Regions from separate parts of the Homo sapiens genome. Here region 2 is linked to region 1. A link is a loop called in an ENCODE intact Hi-C map of the cell type or tissue named here. Cell type or tissue: Calu3. All regions are shown on one strand. Links, peaks and the distances in the headings refer to the core of each region. The heading gives the core; the rest is flanking DNA.

What was found. A loop is a pair of places that touch in the nucleus more often than their neighbours do. Peaks named below come from ENCODE experiments on the same cell type or tissue, not always from the same donor. Only the 100,000 strongest peaks of a DNase experiment are listed, where the experiment ranks them.
Region 2: a loop joins it to region 1, with 5 times the contacts of the local background. A loop is called at or near these places in 2 of 110 quality-filtered maps.

Annotation. Positions count from the first base shown.
Region 1 is chrX:36,860,162-36,871,675 of GRCh38, forward strand. No RefSeq gene overlaps it. Among named protein-coding and RNA genes, the nearest start is that of FAM47C, 140 kb to the right of the region's middle. In Calu3, for the core only: CTCF peaks have their summits at 7,170 (motif pointing left) and 7,370; no DNase peak of the experiment used is centred there.
Region 2 is chrX:34,912,708-34,924,221 of GRCh38, forward strand. No RefSeq gene overlaps it. Among named protein-coding and RNA genes, the nearest start is that of FAM47B, 24 kb to the right of the region's middle. In Calu3, for the core only: a CTCF peak has its summit at 6,356 (motif pointing right); a DNase peak (open chromatin) is centred at 6,344.

The sequences.
Region 1 (11,514 bases), core at 2,216-10,215:
AAAACTCTAGGTGGCTCTACTGTCTCTTACTTTTGATTCATGGGAAACACACATCTCCCTTCAACAAATTCTGGGTGATTCTAATACAGTCACTTCTCCTTTGCTTTCCCACATAATAACTTGCCATTCCATCTCACTTGTCTTTGTGATTTCCTAGTCCATAGTGAGAATACAGTTCTCTGTGACTCTTAAACCTTAAGGAACATATATCATAATCTCAGTGGTTTTATTAAAACCCTTCTCCTTAGGCTTGAGGTGAGATCTGACCGTTCCCACCTATTCACCTTGAGATCAGTGGCGGTGAATAGGTGAGATCACAGCATAACAATAGCTTCTCCAAAGAAATCTCACAAATGTACTCTGACAAATCTGTTCAACTCTTTGATACCTTTAAAGTGTTTCAAGTTTGGAAAAAATTCCAACCTCTCATTTTCTTTGAAAATTTGCATTTTGGTCCAGCAACCTCACTTTGGAATATCATTGTATATTCATTGAATATCATTGAATATTTGGATATCTATTGTATCCTGGCACCTCAGTCAAAACTTCCAATGTGACTGTTGGGTTTTCAATATTCATATTTATTCATTTTATCCTGAAAGCACAGAAAAGGTATTCCAGATCAGAGACAAATTTCCTAATTATAAGTTCATCCTCTGCTCTACCTTGCCTCAGGCTTTACCTCTGGGGTTACACAATAAGAATAAGGCCAACTGTCCTACACAAGTAGCCAAGCATTCCATAGGCAAGGGAGAAGATGATGGGAAAGATATTTCTCTTTGCTTATAAAGAGGAAGAAGCAGCTCTTCCTTACCCCTCTTGAAAGGGTGTTCTTGGAAAATTAATTGGTCTGAATCCTAACTCCAATTCACTGATATGTAAATAAAATGTTTGCAGGAGCCAGAGGGCTACATGTGTCTCAGAATTTGGGACCTAGAGATGTCTGCAAGTTCTCCAGCCTCAATACTCCTGGAAATGTAAATACCCAAAGGCATAGCTATTGCAGTCTTTCCTGCACCTTGGGAACTTAACAAGGGGACCTAGTCAGGTATGCAAACATTTAGCACTCTAAGGGAGTTGAGAGATTTTTATTACCTTTTCAGACCAGATCAATTAACTAGGCAAATGACTACAGATCTAGATCTCATGGTATGTAAAGAGTAAAGTATTTCTGGGGAAAATAAAAGCAAACATTCTCTATCTTTACATCATATACATTTCTGTGTCTCAGAAGGCAGGGGATTCTTGAAGAAGCACGAAGAAATTCAGGGAAGTTTTCTTTTTTAGCAGAGACATTCTGCTACATTCATATTTTGGGAGCACATATATTAAATGTTTGTTTTATTACAAAGCATGTGCTGTTAAAAATAATCTTGTGAACAACTGATCTAGTCCAGTGCTTCTCATACTTTATGCTTAATGCACAGACAGAACCATCTTGAGAATCTTGTGAAAACATATATAAGCAGATTCTGATTACATAGGTGTGGAGTGAGTTCTTAGATTTGTTATTTCTAATAAGCTCCCAGCAGATGCTGATGCTGCTGTTCACACTTAGCATAGCAAGACCCCAGCCACCTCCCTGTCTCCAGAGTTGGAGCAGAACTGTGAACTCTCTGAGCTGGAAAAATTGAAAATTGTACAGCAGCCAGAATGCATCTCTGTGTTGCCTAAGCAAGGAGCAAGAATCTGGGTCAAGTGTTGGACAGAATATTAGCACTTGTTAAAATTGAAATGGAGTGGTGGAGAAGAGACAGGAGGATTCAAAGAATCCTGGTTGAAAAAATTGAGATACAGTAGGCAGGAGATAGGAATCAGTCAGAAGAGCAAAAGAAAATAGTGGAAGGAAGAACACAGACAAAATAAATACAGTCTAGCATTTCCAGCCCGTGTTTCATTGGGTAAATATATTGCCAGATGTCAGCTTTGCTGTGCGCCTAAGCAATGTGATGGTCTCAATTTTTTGATGGTTATTAAAGAACTTGAGAAGGTGGGAGATGGTCTGGTAATTGGGAAGACATGACCCAGCCTAGGCACAGCATAACAATTGTTTTCTTCACTGCTTGTTTCCATATCCAGTGTTGTTATGCCATATTTTGGAAATTTTCCTTGGGAGGTATTCAAACTGATGGTAGAAGTATTGCAGAAGTTTGAAAAAAATAGGATTATAAAAAAATCCAACTTACAAAGAAATATATTTAATTATTCTGTAAGTTTGTTAGAGCTAGAATAATTTCCAGTATTTTCCTTTTCAAAAACTGTTCACCATTTTTTTGTTGGTTTAGATAATACAGAGGTTTGGGGGAGGATACAGATGTCAGCCGTTTTCAGCAACATTTTTTCAGTAAATCTGAAATGTCTATGAGCCGGAGTTTCCATTGCCAGAATCTGCTGTCCAAGCAGGAACTGACCATGTTCTGTCAAAGTCTCCCTCAAGCAACAGTGAAAGTCAGAGCATCCCACCTATATATCATATGACCTGCTTGTAAATAAATGTATTGAGACAAATTGTTACACGAAGCACTTTGCAGGCACTGCAATAATCAGGGGTGACTGAATCAGTGTTTCTGGTCCAAAAAATTGAAAAAGAAAAATTTTAAAAGATTATTTTTTAGTCTATTGACTGAAGTTAAAAAAAAAGGACTTTTACTTCTCAACTTTAAAAATATTTACAATGATTTTATTTGTAAGAGACTGCAGATGGTTTCAGAGGTTTACTCACCTTCTTGAAAGGAGAAATGAATTTGACTTTTGCTAAGCAACATATGCACTTTCCACAAGCCAAGACTACCATTTACTGTCTAAATTGTATGTCCTTTTTACTGTAGACAATAATTTTCCCAGTAGTGTCTTTATATTCTGGTTCATCCTTATTATCATTTCTGTCTCTCCTACTGGGAACAGATTTTAAGTAGTTTCATGATAGGTAAAAAAATAAATGCAAAAGAATCATGAAGATTCTTTAAAAAAATCTTGAACCTTAATAAAATTGTTGAGACATTTGTGTTTCTTTCCCACAACAGCAATACAAATCTTATTTAGTCTAAATTATCTTCACTTTCCTTACCAGTCTCTGAATTGCTTAAACCTGAACAAAAACCTCAAAGCCTTACCCTCTCAGGGTTTTAGAAATTGAGTATCTGACTCTGTTTGGGAAGGATGGGTTTGGCATTGTCTTAGATAATGGTTTTAACCCTCTTCTACATAATGGCACACAAAAGGTTTGAAAGGAGGAAATGAAAGATGAAGCAATCAATAGAATGACTGTCCCCATTAAATCAATTAGAACATTGAACTTTCATTTTTCCTTCATTTGATGATTACAGGCTTTTTACTCATCCTGCCTGTCTGCACTTTTGAAGTACAATCTTGTCACAGAATGATGACTTTTATCATTACCTGAAAAATTATTAAAGATTTAGTGCTTCTCAGCATTATCAAGGATATTCAATCATGCTAATTTGAGGACAGTCCTAGAAAGGGCCCTTTTGGGATAGATGTGCATCTCCAAGTCATTGTAACCAAGACAACAAACATATTTCCAATCTATGCCCATATAATGATCCAGGTTAATAAAAACTGCTGGCTTAGTGAAGTTTCTAGAAGATACTTATTCACTTAACGTTAGGTAAGCCTCAGGCTCTTAGTAATTCTTAGAGTGTTAGGTCTTTAGCTCTCACAAAAGTGTTAATTTCTTCAATATCTCTGGTTCAAAAACAATGAAACCACCTTGGAACTTTGGAATTTTGCTCTACTCTGTTAATATACAGTATCTAGCTTAAGGATTGAGAACATCTGTAAAGTTAAATTGGATGGGTTTGTAAGAAACATATTAGTAATGCTGCCTTTTGATGCTTACAAAAGGCATGCAAAAGAAAGAGATTTCCTGCCCATTTTCAAGAATAGTAATTGAATTGAATTGCCATGGCATGATATTGGAAAATAAAGGCATCTACAAGAAATCATGTTTACCATAATGTGCATCTCCCCAGATCAGCAAATACAGTTATGTTGAATTCCGAGAAGACAAGGCTTACACCCTCCACAATGTGTAGTTCATTCCCCCAAACGTATACATTCTCAATCTGTTCTCTGCCTAACAGTTATAAATATAAAGGGAAATCTGACTAACTTAGCAGATTTTGGTCCTAACTTGCCCTTGAGAGTCACTGATTTGCTTAACTTTAACATAAATCTATGCATTTTAAAACTTTGCCATGAGGTTCATCCTTTCATCATTCAACTTAATACAACAGATTTCATATTCTTGTCAATAAGGTATGAGGTATATATGAAAAGACAGAGCAGGGTAGTATCTATTAAATGACAGATGAGCAATGCTGACTTAGGAATCTATATTTCTTTTGAACCTGTTCTGACTCAGAATTATTATTCTGTAAACTGGAATCTCTCTGTCCTTGCCTGGGTTACCCTAGTATGTTTTTTGTAGTTTCTGGCATCCGTAAGTTCTCTACTGTTCCTAAATGTCATTTAGAGACATGGTGTTAATTTCTTTTCAGCACTTCTCTGTATTCTGTGCAGAACAAGTGCCCCTAATGATTCTGTGAAGAACAAGTGCTCCTAATGATTCACACTCAATGCTATCCTTGACAGCTGGGTCAAATTCTTGAACTACTGAGAATTATCAGTTTTCTGCATGCATAGGTGACTCAAATTCTCCAATAAATAGTTTTCATTGTATAGCCTGACTTGTTGGCAATATACCTTTTTCTTTAGCAACTTCAATAATAGAAACCCACAATGTTTTTAATAAGCCTATGTCAGATGCTTAACAACATTTTGGGTGAAACTAAAATCATTCAAAACCCAAAAGTGGTTTTATGAGAAATGGCCAATTTGAGCATGTGAGCATATTTATGAGAAATAATAAAAGTAATAGCATTTTGGTATAGAATTCTAAATAAAATCCACCATAAGATATTTAAAAGTGTATGTAGGTTTATTTGTTTTGGTTATGGAACATAATGGAGCACAATACGAGAAGCACAGAGATCACAGTTATTTATTATGGTTCAATGGAGAAATATTATTAAAGTAGCAGGGCCACAGCCAGCAGAATTAGCAACAATTGTTTATGATAAGTACCCAATACTGCATTGGAACTCATATGCTTTGGACTGGGACTGTACTGTGAAATTTCAATAATATCAAAGAAGATCACTACTTGACAGGTATTTGTAGTTAAGTGGCACGTTTTCTAGAATTAACTTACTAATAATCTTTATTGGTTAATATATAACTTTGTTATTTGAAAACCCACTGCTTTTTAAAAATTATAGCTACATAAGCTCTTGGGGTTGTGTCAGAGAGACAATTTTGAGTTTAAAAGGTGGATTGATAACTAATGATAACTGACAATCAAGAAGACCTTTTGAATTTCTTTACCCTTAGCACCATGCAAATATTGAGGGATGTAAGATCCATTCTACAACCAAAGATTTCCAACTCTCTTGTATTATCTTCCAATATTAAAAAGGTTTTGAGAGAAGATTCTAAATGAGTGACTCAGTGATTTGTTTTAGTCCTATAAAAAACATGTAATATACATCCCAATTCTTCACTTAATGAGAGAACCACATATTCAAAATATTAAGCCACTTGGATGAATGTAATATTAATGACAAATTTAGATGAGAAAATGGAAGACTAAATTTTTAGTCAGGGTATTATGAGTGTAAGCTGGGATGTAAAGCAATTAAGACTTTAGCTCCTTTTTACTGTCAAAATCAGTCTCCTCCAAGAATACGATCAGAAAGAAACAAAGGGAATTGACTCTATATGACAGTATGTAGTAGGACTCACAAAATGGCAGAAATCAAGTTATATCTTAAGAAGAACTGGGTTGAGCAGGCAAGCCAACAAGGTGGAGGAGGCCAATCAGCATTCAGGATGGCCAAATATTAACAAAGGAATGGTAAGGATTGAATTCTAGACAAGGTAAACAACATGGAAACAGAAATTAATACAGTAAGAACAACATGTCATCATAGAATGATGAGTATTTGAGTCTAGCTGGATTACCAGGTTCTTTCACCAGAGTAGCAGGAAGAAATTCTCTTTTACAACTCTTAAGATATGACTGTCAGCTAAAAGAAGATGGGCACAATTTGTGAGTAATTGATTGTTGTTCCAGCAAACAAGAGGCATTCTCATTAAAGTATTTCAGGAAAGTAAATCTGAATGTATAAAAGTTGAAGAAAAAATGGCAAAGTAAGGGCTCAAAAAAAGCAGTCCCTTCACTGAGGTACCTGTAAGCTGGAAAAAATGCAAAAATTTGGGAGCTCTGAAGTATAATAAAAGACTTACATCAATCGTGAGATTGCTTAATGAATAAACAAAATGTGAAATTTTGGCAAGAAAGTATTGTATTTCTGCTTACCTGCCAACCATCTCCAATTGCCCAGCAGTCCATACAGCTGGCAGTTCATGATCCTGGTGTGGCTTGCTGGTACCAATACAGACCTGTTTTTTGTTTGTTTGTTTGTTTGTTTGTTCTGAGACTGTGTCTGGCTCTGTCACTCAGGCTGGAGTGCAGTAGCATGATCTTGGCTCACTGCAACCTCCGCCTCCCAGACTTTTTGATCCACCATCATTATTTCTGGTTCACCAGCTACACTGAGTCCCTTGTCAGGCCAGCCAGATCCCAGCTCATGCCTGTGCCACATGGAAATTGAGGTTGCTTCAGGAAAATAAAACTTCAGGGCTTACCTCTGTCACATCCATTATAAGGCCAAGTTCCTAAAGTCATTGCTCAAGGTTGGTATGAAAACAGCATCCCAAGAGTGACCTTTTCTTGGCTCTCTCAATGGAAAGTAAAAGCAATCTCCTCCTCCTTCTATACTTTAATGTAATCATTCCTTATCATAAGTATCTCCTTCCTATACCTTGCAGCAACAAGTGAGAAAATTGGTGATTGCTTTCTTCTTTTCCTCTCTCACTTCTTTTTTCCTCCTTTCAAACATTTCCTAGCCAGATACAGGCAGTATTTCCCTATTCTTCCTCTATGCTCTATTTTCCTTGTACCATTGGGAAGTACAAACCTAAAGTCCTACATGGATAGGGTAAGGAATAATATATTCGCTTCACCGGGCCAACACTTCATAGTCTACAGTTTGGAAAATACTTTGAAAGACAATACTAGCTTTGCAAGGCTGCCATCTAGTGGCATAATCCAATTTAGAATATTAATGACTATCACTTAGGTCTTCCATAACCAGTTACAATCACTTCTCAGACAGATGAATGCCCAGGGAAAATTAAGTCAATTGTAGTTTACAGACGAAGGAAAAAAGAGACTAATCTGTTAGTTCAGTGAGAAGTGATTGATAAACACATTTGGATAACAGTGTCAATTTGTGACAGTGAAACAGCAACCAGGAAGAATACTAGTATTTCTGACATTGATTACCCTGATATGTTATATGGGTCTGAGTGTTTGGGTTCAGAATGAGGTTCTCTGATTTGTTCTACCACAAGATAGATATTTGATTGATAACTCTGAGAGGGAAAGTACTATACAAAGGCTCTCAGCCACAGGAAACCTTATCCTTTAGGATGAAAGGACAAAATAGATAGAGATGATATATTTTATAGGTACATTTTTGAATTTATTAAGAATTCCCAACCTATAGTCATCTCCATTTTTCCATTGTGCAGTCTGATTCACTTGCCCTCTAATTCTGTATTGTATCTATCCTAAAACTGTGAGAAAAAAATGCCAGATATAAGATGTGAGCATTTCCATAATCAGAGAAGAGAACTGAAAATCTTAATGTCTATTTAAAATGCTCTAGGGTCTTTAATAGAAATGCTAACATAACACGAAGTATACTATCAAACATATTTGCACACTAAATATTCCCTAATGTTGTACAAATACCAAATCTTACCAGAAACTGATTTATATTCCACATTATTAAAATCTCATTTTTCCCACTTCATTAATTATTTCAAAGGCAATTTTCACAAGCATGTGACTATAAAGTGCTTGTATTTTTATCCTCCTTAAATACGTTCTAAAGTTTAGCACAGGGGGAAGTCCCTCCTCTGTTTGAAATTATATATAGCTGTGCAAAACAAAATAATTTGAATATTTTCAAACAGGACATATTAATTTAATTAAAATAAATTAAATTCCATACTGTAGGATTCCAACCCAATTTGAAACTTGCCATTCGATGATCAAAAATCAATCTTGCTTCAAATAAAACATTAACTTATAGGTTAACAATAGAAAAATCACTTAATACCAGTTGAATGATCAAGTTACATTCAATTGCAAATGAATTGTTTATATATACAAACCATAGAATAGTATTGATTTAGCAAATGTGCTTCACTTCATTCAACTTATTTACATACACATGCACAGAAACAGCCTGTAAAATATTCACTAATACTAAGTATGTATTTAACAAAAATTCTATTAAGTATTATTATTTCTGTAATTCTCATGACCCCTCTAACTGTAGAAATATTTTGAATCTTGCCTTAAATAATGGCAAGTTTGTATTGTTGAATGTTTTCAAGGATTCAAATATCAAAAGGCAAGGAGTACTGTTTTAGGCAGCAATTTCTCGGAAGCATGGTCATACGGTACAGTAGTTATGCAAGTCAATCTGTTGACTCTCCAGTAATCTCATACGCCTACAGTGGCACTCAAACTTTTGATTCTTGGAATCATGCCATGAATAAATTGGTCTATTGAGCAAAATCTATGCAGCCAGACAGATTTACATTTAAATAAAATCTGAAATCAACTTAGTTCACTCAGCATAGCAGTACCTGGTCCTCAGTGGTGTGTCTTCTTGCCTTTGAGTATCAGTCAAGAGTAGCCCCTCTAGAACTAAAAGCAGTGAAATGGCAAACTTGCAAAAACCTGAATTGATTCTAGAAACCTACAGATCAAGAGAAACCTTTAACCATTCCAGAAACCTGAAATGACATCAGAAAGCAACAGATCCAGAGAAGCTTTTAGCCATACCAAAGTTTTACCATAACTGACTAGGAGGGAAAACTCTTATTAATCTGGATATTGCATGTTATCCCCTTGAAACACAATGTTGAGACAGAATCCAGCAATATTGTCTTAGGAGAAAACTTTCCTAAGGCAAAGCACAATGACAACAGATATAGAGTTACTGGTCATTATATTGTATGCTGTGTGGTGAAGTTTTTATGAGGAACATAGGCTTAGAATAATGTATCTTGATGCAGGTAAAAAGACTAATAAGCAATTTGGGAAGCCTAGCAGAGGAAAAGTAGCCATCCAAAACTGGAACTATTAAGTCTCAATATCACAGAAGCAAGATGAGTGTACGGTTTTAAAACATATTTGAAAATTCTTTGACAAGTTTCCTATCAAGAGATGGGAAAAATTTCCCACCCCACTACTTTTTAAATATAGACTGGCCTTAGTGACCAAAGTCTAATAAAAAGATTGCAGCTGAAGTGACATTGTGCAACTTCTGAGGTTAGATTAGAAAAAGTAATACTGCTTCTGACTGGCTCTCTCAGGACATTTGCCTTTGGAACAAAGATGCCATGGTGTAAGGAAGACCTAGCTACATAGAAAGGCCACACGTAGATGATTCTATTGTTAGCCCCTGCTATGACTCCAACCAAAAACTAACATCAACCACCAGACATGGCAGTAAAGAAGGCTTTTAGAAGATTTCAGCTCCAGCCACTTTCTGAGTGCAGCAGCATGAGAGACTTCAACTGAAATCCACCAAGCTGAGCTCAGTCAAACCCCAAAACTATAAAGAGATAATAATTTTAATTGATTGCTATTTTACACCACTAAGTATGGATCAAATTGTTAACCCAGACATGATAATCAAATCAATGGGACATGTGCAAGGGTAGTACCCCTTAGAAGTGGTTTGTGTGAATATTTTTGCTGCTGCTAGCATGTTTCCCTAGTTTCATTGAAAGATTAAGACAATTCTCAAGTCTCTAACAGAGACACTGAAATGTAATTCAAGTAAAACAGTATGAGATTGAAAATAATGGCCATCTGCTTTGTCTACTATTTTCATATTATAAAGTGAAGTGATATGTATAAAATTTAAGAGATGGAAAGCTAAAGAAGAAGAATTGTTTTATTTGTGAAAGTGTAACCTGACCATTTGCCATAAATATTTTAGGCACCTTGACAAGTATAGTCTTTATACCAGTATAAATCAGGTATATTCACATATGATAGCATTATAGAACTAACCACTCAATCATGTTTTGCCTGTTAATTTGTATATTTATACCATGTTGTTCCAAAAGGATTTGAGAAAGCTTTAAAAAATATAGAAGGTTGGTGCCTCATATGGTTTGACTCTGTGTCCCCACTCAAATCTCAACTCAAATTGTAATCCCCATGTGTCGAGGGAGACACCTGGTGGGAGGTGATTGGATCATGGGGACGGTTTCCCCATGCTGTTCTTGTGATAGTGAGAGATCTAATGGCTTAAAAGTGGCAGTTTCCCCTGTGCTCTCTCTCTCTCTCCTGCTGCCTTGTGAAGAAACTACCTGCTTCCCCTTTGCCTTCCGCCATGATTGTAAGTTTCCTGAGGGCTCCCCAGCCATGCGAACTGCCAGCCAATTCAACCTCTTTTGTTTATAAGTTACCCAGTCTCAGATAGTATCTTTAAAGCAGTGTGAAAATGGATTAATACAATGTCGGTATCAAAAAAAAATCAAATGTAACCCATAAATATAAAAACCTATTATGTACCCATAATAATTACAAATAAAATATTTTTAAAGTTTATTTAAATAATATAGAAGGTTAGAAAATAAACCATAAGCTTAAAAAATTGTACCAAGAGAAAACAAAAAATGAAGAATGATGACAAAGTATACCCACGAATTAGGCTAAAATTAATCATAACTCAGTTATGACTTATAGCTTGTGGGAAATACATTTCTAACATTTAATATAAGGTATTAAATTTATACAGTTTCATAATTTAAAAGATTGGCCGAATGAAACAAAATAATTACTCAATAGCACTCAATCCTTGAACTACAAAAGAATTTTCCCCCTTATGGGGAGTGTCAAAAAATAAGACATGCCCTATAATGAACAACATATTTTCAATGATTACATTGACATGTTCCAGAGTACTTTTCTTCCGTTGCTTTCTGTCTTTCTTTTGCTTTTTTCTTAAGGTTTAAATTACATAAGTGATGCCTTTTTATTGAAAAAAATAGAGAATTTTATAAATGAAAACTTAAAAGGAACCTCTTCATCTTTGCCACTACCAACACTTCATTTGAAATGTCTATTTAATCAAACAAGAAATTCTGCACAAATTATTTACTTTCATTGAAATAATGGCCAAAAATTCTGAATTAGCTGAAAACTATAACAGATCTGAGAAACTCAACAAAACCCAAGAAAAAAACCATTAAAGTATATCAACATACATTATAATCACATTGCTCAACACCAACAATAAAAAGACAATCTTAAAAGCAGCCAGAAAAAGAGATCTG
Region 2 (11,514 bases), core at 2,213-10,212, 1.9 Mb before region 1:
GCATCTACCCAGAGGAAAAGAAGTCATTATACGAAAAAGATATTTGCATACGTGTTTTTATAATAGAACAATTTGCAATTGCAAAAATATTAAACCAGCCCAAATGCTCATGAATCAACAAGTGGATAAAGAAAATGTGGCATATATATACAATGGAATACTACTCAGCCATAAAAAAGAAAGAAATAATGGCAGTCATAGCAACTTGGATGGAATTGGAGACTATTATTCTAAGTGAAGCAACTCAAGAAAGGAAAACCAAACATCGTATGTTCTCACTCATATGTGGGAGCTAAGCCATGAGAATGCAAAAGTGTAAGAATGATACATTGGACTTTGGGGATTTGGGGAAAATGTCACAGGGTGGCAAGGAATAAAAGAGTACACATTAGGTACAGTGTACACTGCTTAGGTGATGGGTGCACCATAATCTCAGAAATAACCACTAAAGAACTTATTCATGTAACCAAACACCGCCTTAAAAAGTAAATAAATAAAAAAGAAAAATTGATGATATATCAAAAAAAAATCAGTTGTACAATAAAGAAGAATTACCTTAAAATTCATGTGAAAAAAAACCCCACAACCAACCAACCAACCAACCAATACAACAAACAAAACATCCTGGATTTTAGTTCTGTCAAAGCTCAATACAAGTCAAGTATAATTTGGCAACTGAGAAACTCTTAGGTTGCTATAATAGTAATATGAAATATTAGATTAATGTGAAATATCATATTAATATGGAATCTTAGATAAGCTTTGTTGAATCTATCCTGGCATTAGAATTAGTGATTCACTAGGAAATTGTTGAGGGGAGTTTTATTTCTACTACCCAGAGTATGTTTCTTTTCTCAATGTAAAAGAGTTTATAGTTCATGTGTTCCTGCCATAATTGAATCAAAAAGCATTCTTACACATAATTTGACTTCTCCAATAATATTTTTAAAATATTGGTTGAGTGCGGTGGCTCACGCCTCTCAGCACTTTGGGAAGCCAAGGCGGGCGGATCACCTGAGGTCAGGAGTTCAATGCCAGCCTGGCCAATATGGTGAAACCCCCTCTCTACTAGAAATACAAAAATTAGCCAGGTGTGGTGGTGCACACTTGTAATCTCAGCTACTTGGGAGGCTGAGGCAAGAGAATCACTTGAACCCAGGAGGCAGAGGTTGCAGTGAGCCAAGATCACGCCATTGCACTCCAGCCTGGATGACAGAGTGAGACTTGGTCTCAAAAAAAAGAAAGAAAGAAAGAAATATTAAGCAAGTATTTTTAGAAAATGCACAATATAGATCCTAGACTGTGACCCTCAAGTGTACTATTTTACTCATCTTGAACTCAATACTTTACTGATGCTTACAGTATATTATTAACATATTCATCACCATATTTGCTGATGATTCAAAGAAAACTATTGTCTCTTGTTAGAAAATAATTTTCACTTACAGAAGGAAAACGACATTAAACCAAGGAAATCAATTTTACTTTAGAAACAATAAGATGTTGGAGGAAATAGTTTGTCAGTTGATAACATTATGAAAACCTGAAACATCCTATAATGGAAATGAACAAACAGACATGGCTGCCACTCTTGACTATGTAAATTTATGAGGAGTTGTTTCACATCTATTTTTCATGGTAGATAGATGTGACTTTATTATTTTATTGTGCTGGTTTCCTAATTTCCTAAGCACAAGGTAACGATCACCAGTGACTAGTGGATGATACATACAAAAATAGAAACAATAGAAATTATCTATGAGAAGGATGTGGAATAGGAAAATTTAAGGACTGTAATTCGAAACTAGTGATAGTATTATTATTCAAAATAATAGCTTCATTTGTTTTGAGCAACTATTATTTCCAGACACAAAGCCAGGTCCTTTAAAATGCAGCTTTGCTTTGTATTTTGATAAACATGATCTCAAATGTTGCCTACACTATTACCCAAAAGCAAGTACTCTGTTTTGATGAGTATAAATTATCCTGGATGGTTTTCCAGAAAAAAGGAACACTTTTAACAATCTGTATCAAAGACAGATTACTCTAATGTGGATATAATTAAGAGAGAATGACCAACCATCCAGTGAAATATCTGAAAATTGAATTTGAAAATTAATTAAATGATAATAAAAGCCTATTATAAAATGCAAAAAAATGATTAAAACTAACTGGGTTAGAAGTATCTTGCTAAATCACAGGGCTTGGAGAAAATTCTCTACAGATACAACATAAAGGGCAAAAAAAGAGTTTCTCTGTTATTCTTGGTCTGGTGAGTTCACTGATGCCCATCATGAGGTTGGAAATGGGAAAGTGACCTACTAGCATGTAAGGCAGCCTAGTGAGGTGCAAGAATCACTGAACTAGAAGTCAATAGTTCTTGGTCCTTGCTCGCTGTTTCACTTTGAGGAAGTTATTTCTCTTCTTTGAGCCTTAGCTTTTTCATTCATAAAATAAAGGAATTGGAATAAATGATGGTCGAGGTCTTTTTATGTTCCAAAATACTGTAATTACTAGATAACTAAATGCATTTTTATTGTCTTGCATTCATATTTTACACATTTATTGTGAAATATTGATTTATCTATTACAGCAGTTTGGCCTATCCCAAGATGAGGGGAATTTAATTAATAAATGGAATAAATAAAATGCTTTTAGACTTGCTTTTCATACAGTTTTGAAATTGGCATGCACTCCTAAAACACAGATGGGAACGGTATCTCTGTCTCTGTCTCTCTCTTTCTCTCTCTCTCTCTCTCTCACACACACACACACACACACACACACACACACAAAAGCACACACATACATCTCTACCTTCATTATCCGTATCATTTCTGATTATATCCGGCAACTAGAAGGCAGTCTCAGCATATATAGCAGTCATGACCTCAGATATCTTCTATTTTGAGGCACCAGGCTGTCCAGGAGTCAAGACAGTGAAACAAGTCAGCAATAATATACTAAATGCCTGCCTGAGTCTGACCTGCACCAGGAGATAGGAAAGACAAATATGGCAAGAGTACTTCCTCTTTAGGAGCTTATATAGAAACTAAGTGTTAGATAAACTGGAGCCCAAGACTCTTCTGTATCTGATTCCATTATAACTCTCTTTAACCATCTGATTAAATCAAGGGTGTCAATATCTCTGAAGACTATGTAGACCCTGTGCACAGGGAGAAAAAATGTTTTTATCTCCATATGGCTCATGAGGAAACATTTAGTGTCATAAGCACCTTGCTGCTACATTGTGTCAAATCTTTGGCTTGAGGTAACAGGACAAGCAGTATCTTATCACCTGGAGCTGAAAATAGAACAGCCTAGTTTTCATCAGAGGAAATAGTGGCCCATGACTCAGAGTTCTAGATCAAAGGTCTGTCACTAGTTGGAGCATGTTTAGACATATAATCTCCATTTAGTGTTACGTCTTAATTGACAAACATGGAATAATGCTGCTGCCTGACCTGGCAACAGGGTAGATAGAAGTGGCTATTAAAATTCATTACATTGTTGGAAGTGAAGAGAGGGACACATTGATTCTGTACATTGAGTTTAAACTGAAAGATATAACTTTTTCTGGTTTCTCTAATACATGATTTTTGAAATAAGCCATTAAGAAAGTTGATGGAACATTTGTGTAACATCAGATGTTAATTTAATCTTAAGTAAAGTGACTTTCTTCCATCACATAGTAGAAAATGACAATTGCGGTTAATGAACTGTGGATCCACTTTGGAAATAATAATTTTACTTACCTTCCAGCCACTAATTTAAGTGCTTATCAATTAGTTATTACGTACCCTGAATTTTAGTCAGTAAGATTTACTTCACTTATTAAAATTCAAAAGAACCAATAAAGAATTATTTGAGAATTACTTCAGTAATATTTTAGGAAAAGTAATGGTTATTTTTGACATGATATATAGTGCATAATTTTGTCTTTTTAGTTTATAATTGCATCTGGATAGGCAAATAAAATAACTGACAGCAAAAATAAAACTTGTTAATGCCATGTCATCAGCAATTTTTGTGAAACAAGCATTGGAGAGCAACAAAACTAGTCAGAGGCCTGAGGTATTTTTGCACTGTCACTTAACATAGAAATAGCCATCCAAATTTTGTTTCTATAACCTCGAGGAAATCTAAAAACCTTCAGCATTCATCAAATGATGACTTCACTGTTGCCTCATTAAAGCCTTGGGTGTCAAAATGTACAATGATCAAGATTGTGAGTGCCATTATTTGTCATATTTTCAGGATTTTCTGATTTGCATGTAGTACCTGCACATATTCATGTAACATTAGAGAAATCCACTATCCCACATGCTTCTATTGGGCATTATCTATTATAATACAATCTATTAAATAAGATATTATTCAATTCTTTTTATTTTAATATTATTAGCTCTATATTTGTTTGCTTCATAAGAAGGCATTTTTTTCAAAAGAACTTAATGACTGAATGGTCCTTAAATTACAAGCCACACAGCTAGCACACAATCCAAACCTCAGGAAACCATGGTGTGAAAAAATGAATTTACAGCAAATCATCCAAAGCCTGGAGCAGTGAATCAATGTACAGGGAGAGCATAGCACTTGACCTCTTCCCAATTTCCTTTCGTCATGTCCAGTGTTTGTTTATTCTCTGCTAAAGTGTGCTGAGCCATGTTGGCAAATACTATCATGGGATGTTTCCATTGTTTATTGTGTGGCATAAAGTTTCTTTCAAAATAAAAGCAAGACCCTCTCTGTTGCAGCTCTGGAATGTTTCTCATCACTGGAAGTGTGGGGTCTGACTTACTCTTTATACCTAATTTCTGCTACTTTCTGGGCTGGTACGGGGAAAGTCTGCAGATTTGGTTTGTAGAATCTAAAAGTTTTTAAGACAAAGAGATCATTTGGTTCAATAATTCATATCCAGCTTAAATCTGTTACACAACAGGAGTGGAGGGAAGAAATACGAGGAAGAGTACATTTTATTGTTGCTGCTGCTGCATGAGTCGGGATCTATGAGTAGTGTTGTGTTGGGTGCTATATGCATGAGACAGACACAGTTTCAAATCCCAGCTCTACAATTGACTATTTCTGCGATGTCGGGCTCGCAGCCTCCTTAGGTTTCAGTTTATTCACAGACTAAATGTTGTTAATTCCTGCCTCTCAGGGTTGTGTAGGGTTAACTGAGATCATGAGTGTATAGCACTTAACATTGTACATGGTACATAGTTACAGGCTGTGGTTATTGTTCAGTAAATATTCTTTATGATGACGGTCATGATGAAAACTGCTGATAATTGTGTATTGGAGGATCACTGGAAATTTTCTTCATTCCTGATAGACTATGGCACGGTGCTGTTAGCAGGTTAAAAAAAAAAAAAGGATGTTGCCAAGTAAAAGTGCAAAGATCACTTTATGTGGTCGACCTCCATCCAGTACATATTGTTGGGGTTCAGATTGTTTTTGCTGTGGTTACTAGAGAAGCTTCTGGGGGAAAAGACACTGTATTCCAGTTCAAATTGAGACCCAGTGTGTCTGTGCTTTGAGAAATTTGTTCTGATGACCCATGAGGTATGAGTCACGTTTGTTCTCATGACTAGGCTGGCGAAAATTCATGTGTTGGAATCATGGCTAGACAAGAGGGTGAAAGCATGCAAGGTGTTCTCTGCTTTTAGATTTCTGGAGACAGTGAGAATTTTCTGCTCAGCAGTATAATGAAGGAGGTAGCAAACTAGATAATTCTTCAAAAAGACTGATCTGGAGCTCAAACTTCACAAAAAAGCCCCAGCTGTGACAGCTTTATTAGTACTCCTCACGTTCCTGAGCCTTAGTGTCATCAGCTTCCAGGAGATATTCCCAACCTGCCTGTCTATTTAAATAAAATAAATATGTGCTTAGAATCCACAAAACTCTGAACTAACACAGTGTGTCTAATATTTGTGCTAGTGTTACTGTATAACAACAGAGGTAAATCTGCAGGCAATAAAAGAAAAAAGAAGAGGACAATAATATCAGGGGAATAAGAACAAATGCGTGATCCAGGAAAAGCTATGCCTCAGAGAAGAAACAATAATATTTTATGGGAACTGCGTGGCATGTAACATAGTGATTCCCTATTCTGATTCTCTTTAGTGGACTCATTTAACACTTATACCTACAGACCTGGACCATGATCCATGTCCTGAAGACAGACTTGTTCTATTCATTTTCATTCTCAGATGCACCAGGAAGTAGCTCAGCAGCACCACACCAAGTTATATAATCACAACTCTGTTAAATAACTGATGTTCAACATACGCACAAAGCAAGATAAGTGCTATGGCAAATGATCAGTGGAAAAGTAGCCACAAGGTGGAACCAGAGGGAAGGTTGGAAGCAACAAGACTCCCCCCTAAAGGCTGCCAATTCAATAGGATCTATAGCTACTTGCCAAGATAGCTGATTCAGGTTAACTCTGATTGGTTAAAAATACTCTTTGGATATGGAGATTTAACCAGCTGTAAATCTACCTAATTATTCTTAGCTCATGTCTACATTTTCTCCAAATGATTCTGTTAGGTACATCTCATATGTCTTATTGCAATCAAGAAATAATGCCAACAACTTTCACTTAGAATACTAATGTACTGATACTCCATAAAAAGGACATAAAGTTATTTCAGTGTGACTTGTTTTCGATGAACCCACAATGTCTCCTTTGTAATCGTATTTATTCCATACAAGATTTGGGCACTTTCAGAATCTCCTGCTATAAATTGTTTCCTGGGATTCTCCAACTTTTAGAAAATTATAATAATGTTTCTTTTTCATTCGAATTCTAGAGAGAATATTCGAATGTCCTTTTGAATTTCTTCTGTAATATCAATTAAGTTGGGCAGTAAATGTAGAATTAATTATTATAGTAAGTATTTAAAATCATCTCCTACCTTTTCTACTCTCATATAGTTCAATTTATCCAACCTGTTATTGTATTTAGTCTTAGTATATGGAAGTGTTTTGCTGGCCCTAGAAATCGTGAATGAGCATTGCATTATGGACGCTTTCATAATGAGTTTTGTGAATGAGCATTCCTATTATGCCTTGTGTAGATGTACTGAACTACAAGCTCCTCTGGGTCTGTAATATTAGGAAGCTATTTTGAGACTGTGATGGTTGGAAGGTGAATAAGAAGGAAATATGTAGTGTGGTTGCTGAAACTAGTATTCAAAGTATCATAAAATTCCCTAGTGTATTCAACCTGATGTAATTCATAAATGCAGCAAGAGCATATGGGAAGGGGCCACACTTACGGCCAGATAGGTGCAAGCATTGTGGTTCATGGAAAGCTTTTTGCTGAAAACAAAAGATGGAGCTCCACATCTAGGGGTAGAAAAAAGACAGGCGTTTAGAAATTTAGCAGGAATCAAGGCCTCATTCGGAGTTTCTTAGCCCACAGAAATTGGATTGTTTTCAGTGTACTTTAGCAGAAGACCTTTTAGGAGAAAGGATATAAATAATAAACATAAGGGATCAGGTGAAAGGTCAGTGTATTGGGCATAAAGTGCCAAAAACATACTAAGGTCCAGTATTTACACTATCAAGTGACTACCTTCTTTGTTCCGTATCCCTACCCTGGGATACCTTCTCTCCAGGTCCCTGAACCCCTCCATTTGGACACAGCAGCTTTCAGACACATGTTGGGCCATGCCAGGTGTACACTCATGTACTCATAGGCCTAGCATCCCGCATGCCTAGCCACAAATATACATAACTCTTCCTAGATATTTAAAGATAAGCCAGCCATATATACCCGTTAAAGAAATTATATGAACATAAATATATATACCCATAGTCATGTTACACAGGCATGTTAATACAAACACAGAAATTTACAATCAATCACCATATACATGTGCAACATACATTTATCAATTTGGCTTAAGGCAGAAAACCTTTTGCTACAGGTATGGGTAGATTTCTATGTTCTCTGAAGTTTGCTTAACTTTGGCTCAGATCTGAGCAACGTGTCTCCAAAAGAAAAGTGATTTACTCTATCTACAGTTGGGCAAGCTCTTATGAAGCATGATGATTTTAGATAAATGCTGCCATTTCCTACATATAATTGATACACTTTTGAAAGAGTTTTGATTTATATTCTGTTATCCATTCTGTTTTCTAGAAACACACTGTTTAAATAACTATATAATAAATTCGAGCAACATGAAAAAATATTTTCACCCCAGAAATAGATTATTTGTGTGATATTTTAAGAAAATGTACTCATTCTACTTGGAATAGTAATGTCAACAGGGAAAATGTGGTGATGGGAGAGTTCCATTTTCATTTTTGACAGAGTAACTTATTTCAAAACAACTCTACCATTGAGCATAGCTATAAAAGCTAAGCAAAATAGAAAAGAACAGCTATGTAAAAGCATCAGAAAGCAATAAAAGAAGTGAGAACTTGTGAGGCCAAGGTCCTGTGGGTAATAAAATACATTGAGATTGACCAAATCTTTTCTGTTTCTCTCCCTTTAGAGTCAAATTTTTATGAATAAATAAACAAAACTTGCTGGAGTTTCTTTGGGATTGAAGAACAACATTCATGAACTTGACCTAGTTGACATATACAACACTGTTCCGTAGTTACAATATATACTCTTTTCTAGTGTACTTGGAAAGTTATCAATATTAACCATATTACAGACCATGAAACAAGCTTTGACACAATTTAAAGGGATGATGTTTATTGCAGAGAGTAGAATTAAATAAAAAATCAGTATCAAAAAGATAAACAGAAAAATTCCTTAATATTTGATATTAAACTGTATAGTTATAACTAAATTGTATCAAACAAGAATGACAATGGATATTTTAAGTTGCTGTGAAATAAATGGTAACATAGTTGGCATATAAAAATATGTGGCATGCAACTAAAGACATTAATAAATAAAAATTCATAGACTCAAGTATAAATATTAGAAAATAAGACTGAAAATTAACAATCTATATATTTAGATGAGGACAGGAAATTAACCCAAAGAATTAGAAGAAAAAATAATGATACATGCAGAAATCCGATAAATAAGAAACAATTATAAAATGAAATCAACAAAACCAAAGTTGGTTCTTTTAAAAACAACATTAGGCCCAGCGTGGTGGCTCACACCTGGAATCCCAGCACTTTGGGAGGCCGATGTGGGCGGATCATGAGGTCAAGAGATCAAGACCATCCTGGCCAACATGGTAAAACCCTGTCTCTACTAAAAATACAAAAATTAGCTGGGCGTGGTGGTGCACACCTTTAGTCCCAGCTACTCAGGAGACTGAGGATGGAGAATCGCTTGAAACCGAGAGGCGGAGATTGCAGTGAGCTGAAATCACGCCACTGCACTTCAGCCTGGCGACAGAGTGAGACTCCGTCTCAAAAAACAAAAAACAAAAAAAATTAATCAAAGAGAGGAGGCACAAATAATAAGTATAAAGATTAAAAAGAAGATATTACTACAGATTTTATTGATATTAAGTGATTATAGAAAGATATAAGCAATATTATGATAATAACTTAATTGACATAATTTAACAAAAATGAATAAGAATAAAGGGAAAGTCAATTGTTTCTATATCTAATAAATGTGTCTGTAATTCAAAACCTACTCTCAAAGCAAATTCTGAGTTCAATTGGCTTCACCAGTAATTTCTTTCCAAATAAATAAGGAACAAATTAAATGACACCAATATTATATAAATTCCACCAGAAAGTGAGCAAGATTTCCAAAGTTCTACAAAGCCAACATAACCCAATGTCAAAATCTGACAGGGACACTATGAAATGATAATTACCTCCCAAACTCACTCATGAACACAGATGCTGAAAAACTAAACAATATGGATTTGATTTTTTAAATATATTGCTTAGTTTTTCTGCACCTGTGTTCATAAATGTAGATAGTGGAACTCCCTGGTGACTTCACCTTCCAGATTATTACAAATAGCTTGCTGAAAAAGCCTCCAAACCTTTCTATACAAATCCAAAATGTTCTGCAATTTTTTCGTGCAACATATCTCACTCATTTTTCCATGTCAGTATGTACAGATCCACCTAATGCATATTAATGTCTTTAATTTGGATTTGGACATCTTTTATCTCTTCTACTGATGGATATTTTGGCTGCCCTCAATCTTCCACTGTTAAAAACAATGTGATAATAAACATTCTTGTATATGTCATTTTGTACATAGAAGAAAATAATCTTCAGATTAAATTACTTGAGGTAGAAATATACAGTAAACTAGAATTAATCTTCCTAAAAATTATTTTACTATCTCCTCTTTAGGTTTTATTACTCCCACCTCTGATCTTTAAGGATTTTTTCTGACCATGGCTTTGTCAAACTGTCTATAAGACATTTTAACATCTTGCTAACCCTTCCCAATTGTATTTTTAATTATAACCTTCACATGAGTCAAGTTCACAAACTTGCCTGATCTCAAGCTGTGTCTTCACAGAGTTACTGATGAAAATATTTTAAGCATCAACCACAGAATTACTATCAAAGTCAATATAACTGTTTTTCTAGCTCGTATATTATGCTGAATACGGACATTCTTCTTGCTGGATATGGCTTAAAATGTGAATTTCTCTGTTCCAGATTATTGGTTAGGCTACTGAATATTAAATCATTAATTTTATTCATTTATTAAGTAATTCTCTTAGGGCACATGTTTTTTTCATGAAGGCACAATTTCTAGCAAAGATCTAACCTACAGTTCCAGGAATTTCAATCAGAAGGAGGAAATAAAATCTAAAATAAATAAATTTAAATATTTACTTAATATGGGAATTTTATGTTCAATGACAATTTAATCACCTTATTAAATAATCATCTTATTTAATATTGCATTTAAATAAAACACTTTGATTATGATATCAAAATGTTGTGGCCATATTTTTCTCTGCCTTACCCTTGATAGGAGAGTCTCGATAATTTCCATGGGCTTAGCGGGGCTAACATTCACCAGTCAGTTTTTTTGTGCATAACTTAACAAACAGTTGTTGTAAAATATTGACCTTATATTTGCATACACGGTGTCCCAATCTACCTCACAATGACTTTCTAGTCTAAAAATATATTGTTACTGGAATGATTTGGACACAGGCCCTTCCTCATATTTATGTCTCTGTCTGGTAGTTTTATATCTCTTACCCATGAGGTTTGGTCTCCCACCTAGAGGTACACTTCCTTCCCTAATTCTGCCCTCGAAATATTCCTTTCTTTACCCTCAGAGCTTCCAGGTTGCATCTTTTGACCCTGGTCTCGGTTCCTCTCCACACACAAATACCGGTTTGGAAAGGTGTCTTCATTGGCCAAACAAATGAAAACAGGGGTGATATGGAGGGAGAAAATGAGAGTGGCCCTGTAGAGAAGCTCTTTCCTCTATTCACAATCACTTTCATTTTACTAAGCCCCATTTCCCATATGCCTGGCACAGCCTTTCTTGCAGAGCCCATTCCTCTAAACTGTTGCTAAATCCTAATTCA